Regions from separate parts of the Homo sapiens genome. Here region 2 is linked to region 1. A link is a loop called in an ENCODE intact Hi-C map of the cell type or tissue named here. Cell type or tissue: heart right ventricle. All regions are shown on one strand. Each heading gives the region's core, and the rest is flanking DNA. Links, peaks and the distances in the headings are about the cores only.

Region 1 (5,517 bases), core at 110-2,609:
TCCTCTAGCTCAGCAAACTTCCAAATTGCTGCTGGCACTCCCAGGTGACCCAGAGAGAGGGGGCGTGTGAGGCAAGGCCCAAGCCTGCTCTCCGGCACCTCCCACGTGCTGGCGGCTGTGGTTTTCAGATATCAAAATGAGCTCCGGCTTTTAATTGTCTGTCTCCCTGGGCCCTCGGGCATTCTCAAAACAAACTGTGGACCCGCTCAACAAAGAAAATGTGCAGTTCTGAGTGCTTCGCGGGGCTGAGCCCGGCCTATTCCATTTCTCAGGCCAAGTTCATTTGTCACCCCACCAACAAATGGCCCAAGGCGTTTCTGTTTGACCCCCATAGACCCAGCCAGAGGCAAAAAGATGCTTTTAAAGAAATCCCATTGGTCCCAACTCCACAAGTCTCAGCATTCATTGTCCTAACCAAGAAAGCCTCTCTTGGTATTCTCTGGAAGGCAAGAGAGAGAACTAGAGGGTCAGAGCAAGGGTGCCCGCTTGGGAGAGAGGGCAGGATTCTGGTTACAAATCGAGGATGCGCTGGTCACTCAGGCTCCTGTGGTGGACAGCACAGAGGAAATCCCAGCTCATGCTCCTCAGGGATCCTGTGCACTGTGACAGGCACTTCTGAGCCAGGGCACTCACTGTGGCTCGCAGGGTGATGTGCTGAAGACAGTCATTTCCCCAACCAGTCTGTGTGTGTGAGAAGACAACACCAAATTCCTTTCCTTAGCAAAAGCCACAGCCAGCGTTTTTAGTGCTGACATTTTATTTTCTTGTCTTCCAGCTGGTTACATTTTTCAAAAACAGTTTTGAGTCCTGTATGGAAAGCTTCATTGGTGCACACCACAGGATGTGTTCCATGAAGCCATCCCAGGACCAAGTGGTCACAAAGAAGCTAAGAGAAAATGCTGCCTTGGCCCTGCATATAATGAGCCACACAGGGCCGGGGCGGGGGGCGGGGGGGCAGGTAGAGGCGTGGGGGAGAAGGATTCACACCTGAGGTGCAAGAAGAGAAAGGAAGGCCAGAGGAATCTTTCATTGAAGACAGATTGTTTGAGGACAAGCAGCTCCTGTGAAGAGGCTGCCCAGATCCTCTGGTATTTTAACTGGGCAATGAATCAGCATGCCCCACCTGCAGAGCCTCTGCAAGTCCTTTGCCACCTGCCTCAACTTGCAAGTCGCTGTGTCCATCTGCAGCCGACTGTCCTCCTTTCCATCATCCATCATCCGACACATGAATGCAGCTGCTCTGACAGTTTTACAAGCCAGACAGAAGCCCCCTCAGGAAGGGCCCTCTCTGATACCTGCTTCCTAAGTCAGTTTCCTTCAGGGCAGATGAAAACAGCTGTGGCCATTGTTGGGGGTGATCTATCTCTCCCAGCAGAGCCGGTAGTGTTGTGAGAAGCTGGCCCTCCGCGCCACCTCCCCTTGTCTATGACCCTCCAGCCTCCTTTTCCCTTGCTCTGGAATGTGGACTGTTAACCCTCTCATGACCAGACGACTGCCTTCTTGCAATGGACTTGGGAGAGAGCAGTTCTGATGCCTGGGTTCCTTGAGCAGGTAGGATGGATGCTTATAGCCCCACCTGCTGTTGGGAGCGGCTGGACCGTCTGCATTAAACAGAGGCAGTGGGATTCATCCCTGGAACGCGTCTGCCACCTGCTGGAGACAAAAGGAGGGGTGACTGCAGGATGGCAAGTCTCAGGACTGGACGTGATTTCCTTTCCTTTCCTTTCCTTATTTGGAAGTGAAGTAATATTAAAAGGAAAAAGAAGAATCCAGTGGACTTGAACCTCTAAATGATCCACACCCCTCTGAATGGCTCAGCGAGAACCTGCTGTGACATCTTCTGCTGTTTCATTTAATGTTAAGTCATTGACAGCTGTTTATTTTTACTCAGTCCACAAACTTGTCATTGTTCACAGTACTCCCTGGAATTAAACCCCCAGGGTTTTAGCTGATTCCTATTGTGAGTAGTTTAGGTTATTTCCAATTTTTTTTCCTATTTCCAGCAGGGTTGCTATGAACATCCTTGTACGGCTGAAATTTTTTTTTTTTTCTTTTTTTGGCAGATTCTCTCTGTGGCCCAGGCTGCAGTGCAGTGGCACAATCTTGGCTCACTGCAACCTCCACCTCCTGGGTTCAAGCAATTCTCCTGCCTCAGCCTCCCGAGTAGCTGGGATTACAGGAATGCACCACCACGCCCGGCCAATTTTGTATTTTTAGTAGAGACGGGGGTTTCTCCATGTTACTCAGGCTGGTCTCGAACTTCTGACCTCGGGTGATCTGCCCAACTCGGCCTCCCAAGGTGCTGGGGATTAGAGGCATGAGCCACAATGCCCGGCCTCAGAGTAATTTTTTAAATTAAAATTTTAAAATGTGGATATAATTATAAATTTAAATATACTTATAAGAAATAAAAGCCTGGGCAACATGGTGAGGCCTAGTCTCTACAAAAAATTTAAAAATTAGCTGGGCATGGGGTCGCACGCCTGTGGTCTTAGCTACTTGGGAGGCTGAGGTGGGAGGTTCACTTGAGGTTGAGGTCGAGGCTGCAGTGAGCCATACTTGGGCCACTGCACTCCAGCCTGGATGACAGAGTGAGACCCCGTCTCAAAAAATAAAAATAAAAAAAAGAAAATGCAGACTCCGTGTATCCTTTATCCAGTTTCCCACAACAATAACACCTTGCGAAACTATAGGACAATATCACAACTAGGATATTGATATTGACACAATTTACCAATCTTACCCACATCTCCCGTGGTTTAACCTCTACTGTGTGCGTGCACACGCATTCACGTGTGTGTATACTTAGTTCTATGCAATCTTGTCACGGGTAAATTTGGGGATCCACCACAGTCAAGATAAAGCACAGCTCTGTGACCACAAGTCTTTCTCCTGTTGCCCACCTCCTTCCCTCCTTTTCCCTCCCTCCCACAACTAACCCCTGGCAACTACTCATCTAATCTCCATTTCTGTCATTTTTTTTTTTCACTTCAAAATTGTTACATAAATGCGGCCAGGTGCGGTGGCTCACTCATGTAATCCCAGCACTTTGGGAAGCCAAGGCAGGCAGATCACTTGAGGTCAGGAGTTCGAGACCAGCCTGGCCAACATGGCGAAACCCTGTCTCTACTAAAAATACAAAAATTAGCTGGGCATGGTGGCACGCACCTGTAATCCCAGCTACTTGGGAAGCTAAGGCAAGAGAATCGCTTGAACTCAGGAGGCGGAAGTTGCAGTGAGCTGAGATCGCGCCACTGTGCTCCAGCCTGGGTGACAGAGTGAGACTGTCTCAAAAAAAAAAAAAAAGGTTATATAAATGGAATCAATTAGTATGTAGCCTTTGGGGATTTTTTTTTCACTCAGCATTATTTCCATTATCCAAGTTGTACATATCAGTAACATGTTCCTTTTTCTTTTCTTTTTTTTTTTTTTGGCTGAGTAGTATTCCACAAAGTTTAAAAAAACAAAACAAAACTTTAGAGTTATTTCTGGAAGTGAATGCTGTGTCTGAGGGAGTGTGAAGAGTTTGGTGGTCTGATGAGGGTATTGCAGGGCTGTTTTCCAGAAAAAGCCCAGTCCCCGCCCTCACCTGCAAAATAGAGGCTCCCATAGGTGGTACTTTGATGAGGCTGCCGTAACTAAGTACCACAAATTGGGTGGCATAAACAACAGAAGTCGTCTCACAGAGCTGGAGGTTAGGAGTGCAAGTTCAAGACATTGGCAGAGTTGGTTCCTTCGAGGACAGCGAGGAAGGCCTTTTACCTGCCTTCTGCTGGCTGCTGACAAGCTGTGGCATTCACTGGCTTGCAGAAGTGTCACCCCCAATCCCTGCCTTCATCTTCACATGGTGTTCTCTCTGTGTTCGAATTTTCCCTTTTTTCTAAGGAGGTCAGGCATATTAGATTAGGCCCAGCCTAATGACCTCATCTTAACGAGTTACATCTGTAATAGCCCTATTTCCAAATAAGGTCACATTCTCAGGTACTGTGACTTAGGACTTCAATATATGCATTTGGGAGGAATGCAGTTCAACCCATAAATAAGACTGTCAACACTGGGTTTGGGATGTTGATTTTTTTTTTTTTTTTTTTTTTTTTTTTTGAGACAGAGTCTCGCTCTGTCACCCAGGCGGGAGTGCAGTGGTGTGATCTTGGCTCATATAACCTCCACCTCCTGGGTTCAAGCAGTTCTCCTGCCTCAGCCTCCCGAGTAGCTAGGACTACAGACTCCCGCCACCACACCCAGCTAATTTTTGCATTTTTTTTATTTGTTTTGTAGAGATGGGGTTTCGCCATGTCGGCCAGGCTGGTCTTGAACTCCTGACATCAGGTGTTCCCACAATCCCATAAAGTGCTGGGATTGCAGGCGGGAGCCACCGCACCCAGCCGATTTTTTTAAACATTGAATTTAACAGTTGAAACTTAATTTCCAGAAAAGCTGCTTTTCCATGTGATTATTTACCAGCTTTTGTTTCTGTCGAGTTGCTTCTTCCGATGTTCACTCGCCAAACGTTTAATAAAGCAAGGGGGACACGCACTCCCTCTCCAGGAGCTCGCATACCATGGAAGAAATAATTTCCGCATCCAAACAACTCCACTACCAGATGGAAGGTGATCAATGCCACTGAAAAAAAGGTTCAGATGCTTTTTTCTAAAAAAAACTTTATTTTTTTTCTGGAGCACTTTTAGGTTCACAGCAAAACTGAGTGGATGGTACAGAGATTTCTCATTTATGTCCTGTGCCCACACATGTACAGCTGCCCCCGTTATCAACATCCCGCCACCAGAGTGGTGCATTTGCTATGATTGATGAGCCTACATGACACATCATTATCACCTGAAGTCCATGGTTTACATCACAGCACTAGTGTTGTACATCCTATGGCTTTGGACAAATGTATAATGACATACATCTACCATTATAGTATCATACAGATGGGCAGTATTTTCATTGTCCAAAAAAACTATCTGCTCTGCCTATTCATCCCTCCCCGACTTTCCCCAACCCCTGGCAACCACTGATCTTTTTACTGTACCTTTATTTTTGCCTTTTCCAGGATGTCATATAGAGTTGGAATATACCCATACATAGTCTTTTCAGATTGGCTTCTTTCAGTTAGTAATATTCATTTGGGGTTCCTCCATGTCTTTTCATGGCATGAACAGCTTATTTTTTTTTTTTAGCACTGAGTAATACTCCATCGTCTTGATGTATCACGGTTTATCTAGTCACCTACTGTCATCTACTGAAGGACATCTTGGTTGCTTTCAAGCTCTGGCAATTATTAATAGAGGTGGTATAAACATTTTGTACAGGTTTTTTGTTTTGTTTTGTCTTAAGACGGAGTCTTACTCTGTCTCCCAGGCTGGGGTGCAGTGCCGTGATCTCAGCTCACTGCAACCTCCGCCTCCTGGGTTCAAGTGATTCTCCTGGCTCAGCCTCCCGAGTAGGTGGGATTACAGGTGAGCACCACCACACCTGGCTAATTTTTGTATTTTTAGTAGAGAAGGGGTTTCC
Region 2 (6,224 bases), core at 2,441-4,940, 180 kb before region 1:
TAGCCCCTTGAACTCTTAGTAGAGGAGGATGGAGACTCTGGAGTCAAACAACCCTTGGTTTAAATTTTTGAGTTTGCCATTAGCTAACTATGTGATTTAGGACAGGTTTCTTCTCTTTGCTTCTGGGCTGTCATCCACGAAGTAGGAATAATAATCATTGTGTTTATCACTCAGTTACAAGCATCAAGTGAGATAATATGTTCAAAAGAGTTTTGAAACCTGCAAACGTCACTAAGGTGTTATTTATGATTATCCCACATAGGAGGTGATCAGGAAAGGCTCACTAAATGAATGGGTGACTTTCTGGACTTGCTTCTATTTTTACTCCAGCTCTGTGAACGTCAATTCTTTAGAGTTTTTTTTTTTTTTTAAATGGACTTTAACCTAACTCTGCAGAGACCTTGAGGCAAGGCAGCCAGGAGTTCCCCATCACTTCATAAAGCTCACCACCTAAGTGCTCCAGCTTTGTCCCTCTCATAAGTCAACAGGGTGGGTGGGGGCTGGGAGGGGGAACAAAGGAGCTGTTAGCAGGTAGGAGCAAATCAGCCCATCTCTGTGCAAGTCACCACCAATAAAACTTAATCAATGCAACCCCTTTTAAGTTGGTTGGATCAGTGACCCAGAAAATAGCTCCCCTGCAGAAAAGGAAATGATAGTCAATAAACTGAGACGTCAATGGGAAAAATCTATTAAAGAGAGTGAGATATCAGGAGACCTCTGGTGTTAACGGAGACCCTTTGGAATGGAGCCATGGATCCAAGAGCAAGTTTTTAACCCTCTCGAGGCCCAGAGTAGCCTCTGCCCCAACTCAGTCGGCAGCAGAGCCTGCAGCTTCTGCAGCTTCGCTGGGCCCCTGGGTCTCCCCACACCATATTGAGGAGTACCTGCTGTCTAATTTCTTTGTGCCACTTGCCTGTTCAAACTGGTGCTTTGGGGTGCACGTGTTCCCTCCTAGGTGGTCAGCAGGTGGGGTTGGCCTGAGGCTCTGTTTGGGGTGCTGCCTAGAGATGACACCTCTCTGGCCCACAGAGAAATGAGCTGGAGGTCTCTGCCTCAGTTCCCTCCGAGTTATAACACCTGCTCTGACCTGGGTGTTGGGAGCTAGAGGTCAATGCCTTGCCCTTGACCAGGCCTCCTGACACCGTCCTGCCAGTTAGCAGGAGCCACTCCTCTAGAGTTTAAAAGGAAGCGAAACCTGTCCCCAAGAAACCGGCTGAAGATAAGGTAAAGCGCATGGCACAATAGCGTTCGCGTGGCACAGTGGCGTTCGCTTGGCCTGCACACTGCTTCAGCGACTCTTCCAGCTCGCTGTCATCAAGCAGGGCAGGGAACGAGGGACACTGTGGTGGGCTGGTGGGCTTCAGGGTAAAGCTATGTTAAACAGAAAAACTTGGGAGCACATTGGTAGGAGAGCAGCTCTTGTGATAGTGTGTGCTGGTTCTGGGAATGCTGCACAGCCTGTGCCATGCCTGTTGTCACCAGCAGCACCAGGCTGCACATACTGTGTCTGTCTGTGTCTGTGTCTGTGTGTGTAGCTGCTGAGTTTGTCTCACAGAGCCAAGGCTGCTGCTAAAGAACGTCACCAACAGACAGTGACAATGTCTTCAGTAAAGGACATTTGGACATGCTGATGCATTGCAAATAAATGTGAAAATGTTAGAGTAAGTTTAAAAGGGGGCATGTTTACATGGAATTGGGGTGAGCTTGACAGGGCCTGGCTTGGGCAGAGGGTTGCAGGGAGCAAGACTTGTGCCTTTCCTCCTTTCATTTGCTTTTGGACACAACCTTTTGCTGGTGAACTCTCTGTCCAGTGACTACATGCACCCTTTATTATTATTATTGCTATTGTTTAATCTTTGAGTTTTACAGTCTCTCTTTAGAAACGGGAGTCACAGAGCCACGGTATTTATGTCATCTAGATCAGCCGACTGTAGGGGAGATATTGACAATTTCCTGGTCTATTTGGGACAGTTCCAGGGCCCACAGGTGGGTGACTGTGCTTCAAGAAGCCACAAAGCTCACACGAATCAGCTAAGATTAGCTTAGCTAAGATTAGCTAAGCTAAGATTAGTTGATCACAGATACATATCCCCAGATAGAGGTAAAGGGCATCCTCACAGCTCCCCCCTTCCTTCTCTCCTGCTGCTGCCCGTGTTGCTTATGGGAAGTCAGCTGTTATGGGGATAGGAGTGGTTAAATGCAGTGGGGGTTGTGAAAGATGTTCTAATATGTTTGTGGGGGTTGCTTATAAGCAATTTTATGAATATATAATTTTTGGAACTGGGCTGGTCCTGTTCCTATAACACAGGAACGCACCAGGAGAATCACTTTTCCTAACAGTATGAGAACCAGATGGGTCTCTGTCTTCATTCACCCCCTCAGATTGGCCATGGACTCTGGGAGGTTGGTGGGGGGTGTTTAGTGGTAAAAGAATAAATTGACAAATATGCCCCAGACACAGGAGTCGAGTCCCTGGTTCCTCTGAGTCATGAGTTTACGCCTTTTTTAGGGTCTGGTGGTTTTTCTTTGGCATTTCAGGGAGCATTCAGAAAGCACTGATGTGCCCTAAGTCAGCATGGTGAGCCCAGAGGCTAGGGTGAGGCTTCCTCCACTCCCATCCCAGGAGTAGGGCAGGGGTGTTCCTTAGAGACCTCGCTCTCTCATCCCCTTCAACTCAGTGACCCCCTCAACTGCAGAGGCCTGTGAAGATGGAGCCTGATGTAGCTGAGGATAATGAATACTCATTCCTGGGCAGGCCGCCTGAGCTCTAGAGTTAGGGGAGCTTTCTCGGAGTTTCACGGTCATCTCGTTCTAGCTGTGTGAAACTGGGCATCACTTTACCTCTCCGAGCCTCAGTCTCCTCATCTGTAAAATGAGGGCCGATAATATCTCCCTCACAGTGTTGCTTTTAGGATCAAACAAGACAAGGTATGTATAACATATTTATCGTGGTCACTGGCACAAAAAAGGAGCTTGGAAATGGTAGGTTTTTTATTATTTATTTATTTATTTATTTATTTATTTATTTATTTATTGAGACAGAGTCTCACTCTGTCACCCAGGCTAGAGTGCAGTGGCATGATCTCGGCTAACTGCAACCTCCACCTGCTGGGTTCAAGCAATTCATTTGCCTCAGCCTCCCAAGTAGCTGAGACTACAGGCATGTGCCACCATGCCCTGCTAATTTTTGCAGGGTTTCACCATATTGGCCAGGCTGGTCTACAAACTCCTGACCTTGTGATCTGCTCGCCTCCGCCTCCCAAAGTGCTAGGATTACAGGAGTGAGCCACAGCGCTGGGCTGGAAATGGTAGTTCTTTTACTCTTCCAAGACAGGGTCTTATTTGCAAAAACGAGCATCCTATGTTACAAGCTGTGAGTGAGGGATTTTTTGAAACAGAGTCGCTCTGCTGATAGGAATGCGTGTCCGTTGTAGAACGGGGTGGGGTGGGCAGGGGGCGTGTGTCCCTTGGGCTTTGACCACAGGGTGCCAAGTCCAGAGGTCTGTCGGGAGTTGTGTGCTGCTGCCACAAGGTGGCAGTGTTGGCAAACAAACCACATCCTCCACTGCTACGAGGCCTAGATGGGAAGAATTTTACCTCCAGTTTAAATTCTTTTTAGAAAGGGAATACTTAATTCCATGATTCTACACCTTGGGAATGGAGGCCCACAGAGGGGAAGAGCTTTGCCCAATATCACAGAATGAGTTGGTGGCAGAGCTGTGCCCTTTATCTGGGACTCCTGACAGTTTATTCATGAAACACGCATTTGCCATACTGCTCTTCCCTTAGCTTCATTCACATCCTTGGCTTGGGTTTGGGGGGTAGTGGGAATTACTTGGGGGCTCCAGAGTCCTTGGTTCAGTCTTTGCATCTCTGTTTTCAGTGGAGCTAGTGGGACCCAAAAAGGTTTACATGATTACCTGAGATAAATTGTGGGATCCCAGAGTCCCCAAGATCTTGACTCTATATCCACACCTCACTTAACGGTTTATCAGTATCCTAGTGACAGAGGCGATGAGAAACCCATGATCTCCCCTCCACCACCCCCTCCCCAGCAATAGCTTGTTATTCCCTTAAGTCCAGGGTGAATGGGTGGGGTGGGCTGGGCTGGTTTGTCTGCTTAGTCCCAGGATTAGGAGGACCCCGTCTGGCTGTGTTTGTTAAGGAGGCAGCCTGAAGTGCATTTGGCTTCTGCTACATGTCAGGAACTAGGTGAGTGCTAATCTCCTGACCCTCGTTGAGTAACTGGGAGAAGATTACACCCAACTCCCAGCTGAGGACGTTGAGGCTCAGAGGGGTGAAGTAGCTCATCCAGGACTTCCTGATGCTGAGCCTCTTCTCTTAAGGAGTTGGCCCAATAGGGTGAGGAGGGATGAGATGGCCCACCTTTATGATCTGTGTCCTCAGACCAGCTTCTTTGTCCTGCCACAGAAAGCCCCCTATGAATAGAACCTTCTTTGCACAAACTCCTTGCCTCCTGCCACTTCACCCCCTCCCCATTGCAGCTTCCCACGAGTTCCTTTCCAGAGCCGTCGCTTGCTGAATGGGTTGCTAGTGGAAATGTGGTTTTCAAATTTGGGAAATCTCCATTAAGTCCTTTTATTTAAGGAGGATGTCATTATCGCGCCTCCCTGAGGACTATTACGGTTCTATTAGGCAAGGCCGCAGACTTCCTAGGTACTGTCTGGGGTCTGATTCCTGGGCAGGAAAATGCAAGACAGGAAGAAGGGGAGGGGGGTTCAGAGAGAGAACAGAGGCTGGGGAGGGGAAGCAGAAAGAAGAAAGGAGGAGAAAGAATGAAAGAGAATGCGGGAGGGAAAGAGAAAGGAGTGAGGAAGTGACAGAGGGAGAGGCAAAGAGCCCCTCACCCCCCAGGCAGAGGAGAGAGGGCAGAGGAGACCCTGGGCCACTTGGCCATCCGACAGTCTAGAGGATTTACAATGAAACTGGACGCGAGCTGCCCGGAACTGGCTTCTCTCTTTCATTAGAGACAGGGGATCCTGGGGAGTTCTTCATGCCTTCCGGCTGCCAGCCCACCTTGGGGCCTCCACGTTCAGATTTGGGAGAGGCCTCAGTGAGGGCTGGGAGGGAGGAAGAGGATGCCCAGGGAGGGTGGTTCTGGAAACTAGGTCTGAGCTCAGTTGGCCCAGAAGGGTGTTGGCCTGCCTGACCACTCTGGTGAACATAATGTTTTCCCATTCTCTGCTGCCCCCTCTAGAAGGCAAGCTCCAGAAAAGCAGACCTTCTCTCTGTTCTGTGTTCTCTCTGCTCCCAGTCACTAGAACAGTGCCAGACGCATAGTAGGTGTTCCATAAGTGTTTGTGGAGAGAATAGTAAATAATAGAAGTGGAAACAATTCCACTGCTTCCCCATCCTCTCCCTTGCTGCATTCAGAGCAAAGGTGGATGGACCTCCTCTCTGTTCTCAGTAAAGGCTTGTGACCCTTTACACACACACACACACACACACACACACCCGGGCAGGAGGGTCAGGAATCGCATGGCAAGCAGCTGACACTGGCTTGGCCAAATGAGAAAGGAAAATATATATGCCCCTCCTGGGACCTTCTTGTTAGGGGGTTACCATCTGCGGGCTGCCTGCTGGAAGTGCTTTAGCCTCTGGGCAGGAAGGCTGATGTTCTGCGACAAACATCCTGGCTGGGAAATCCCCTGGCCCGTAGGTCCCTAGGGCCTGGGCAGCCTCCTTCCACGCCATCCTGCCCTCTTCAGACCTTCCCCTGGCTCCTGGGCCTGAAGCCGGGCCACCTCTCTCTGCCTCTGAGGGGCTCCCCCGTGAGAGCTAGCCCAGTGCCCCTGGGGCGTCCCCTCCCTCGGAGCTCCTGTGCTGAAGTGATTAATGAGGCAGGGACAAAGCCTTTCTTACCAGCTGTGTCAACATGCCCCTTACCCCGCGGCCCTGCTAGCTACAGGTATGGGGAAGCAGCCCCCCACCCCCACACCACTGCCCTAGGCAATTGCCTCCTCCAAGCCTGTTTGCCCCTTACCTGGGCTCTCTTCAGGGTCCCAGGCCTCCCACTGGGCCATCAGTGTCTGATGGTGATGATGATGATGATGATTTTATGATGCTTACAGCACTTGATGTTTGCTGAGAGCATGACTCTCCTTTTTCTCAGCTCCTCTTTCCAGCTGCCTGAGCCAGGGGATCAGGTGTGGCTGTCTTTGGGTGACGGGGAGCAACTGGGCTACAGTTGCTGGGACTGATAC

What was found. A loop is a pair of places that touch in the nucleus more often than their neighbours do. Peaks named below come from ENCODE experiments on the same cell type or tissue, not always from the same donor. Only the 100,000 strongest peaks of a DNase experiment are listed, where the experiment ranks them.
Region 2: it touches region 1 in a loop (3-fold over the local background); 88 of 110 quality-filtered maps call a loop at or near these places.

What each region holds. Positions count from the first base shown.
Region 1 is chr17:43,758,943-43,764,459 of GRCh38, forward strand. No RefSeq gene overlaps it. Among named protein-coding and RNA genes, the nearest start is that of SOST, 2.9 kb to the left of the region's middle. RefSeq lists a silencer at 1,499-1,793. In heart right ventricle, for the core only: a CTCF peak has its summit at 1,621 (motif pointing left); a DNase peak (open chromatin) is centred at 1,619.
Region 2 is chr17:43,573,288-43,579,511 of GRCh38, forward strand. No RefSeq gene overlaps it. Among named protein-coding and RNA genes, the nearest start is that of ETV4, 30 kb to the left of the region's middle. RefSeq lists enhancers at 3,334-3,628, 5,692-5,741, 5,722-6,224 and a silencer at 3,499-3,618. In heart right ventricle, for the core only: a CTCF peak has its summit at 3,537 (motif pointing right); a DNase peak (open chromatin) is centred at 3,534; H3K27ac peaks cover 1,390 bases.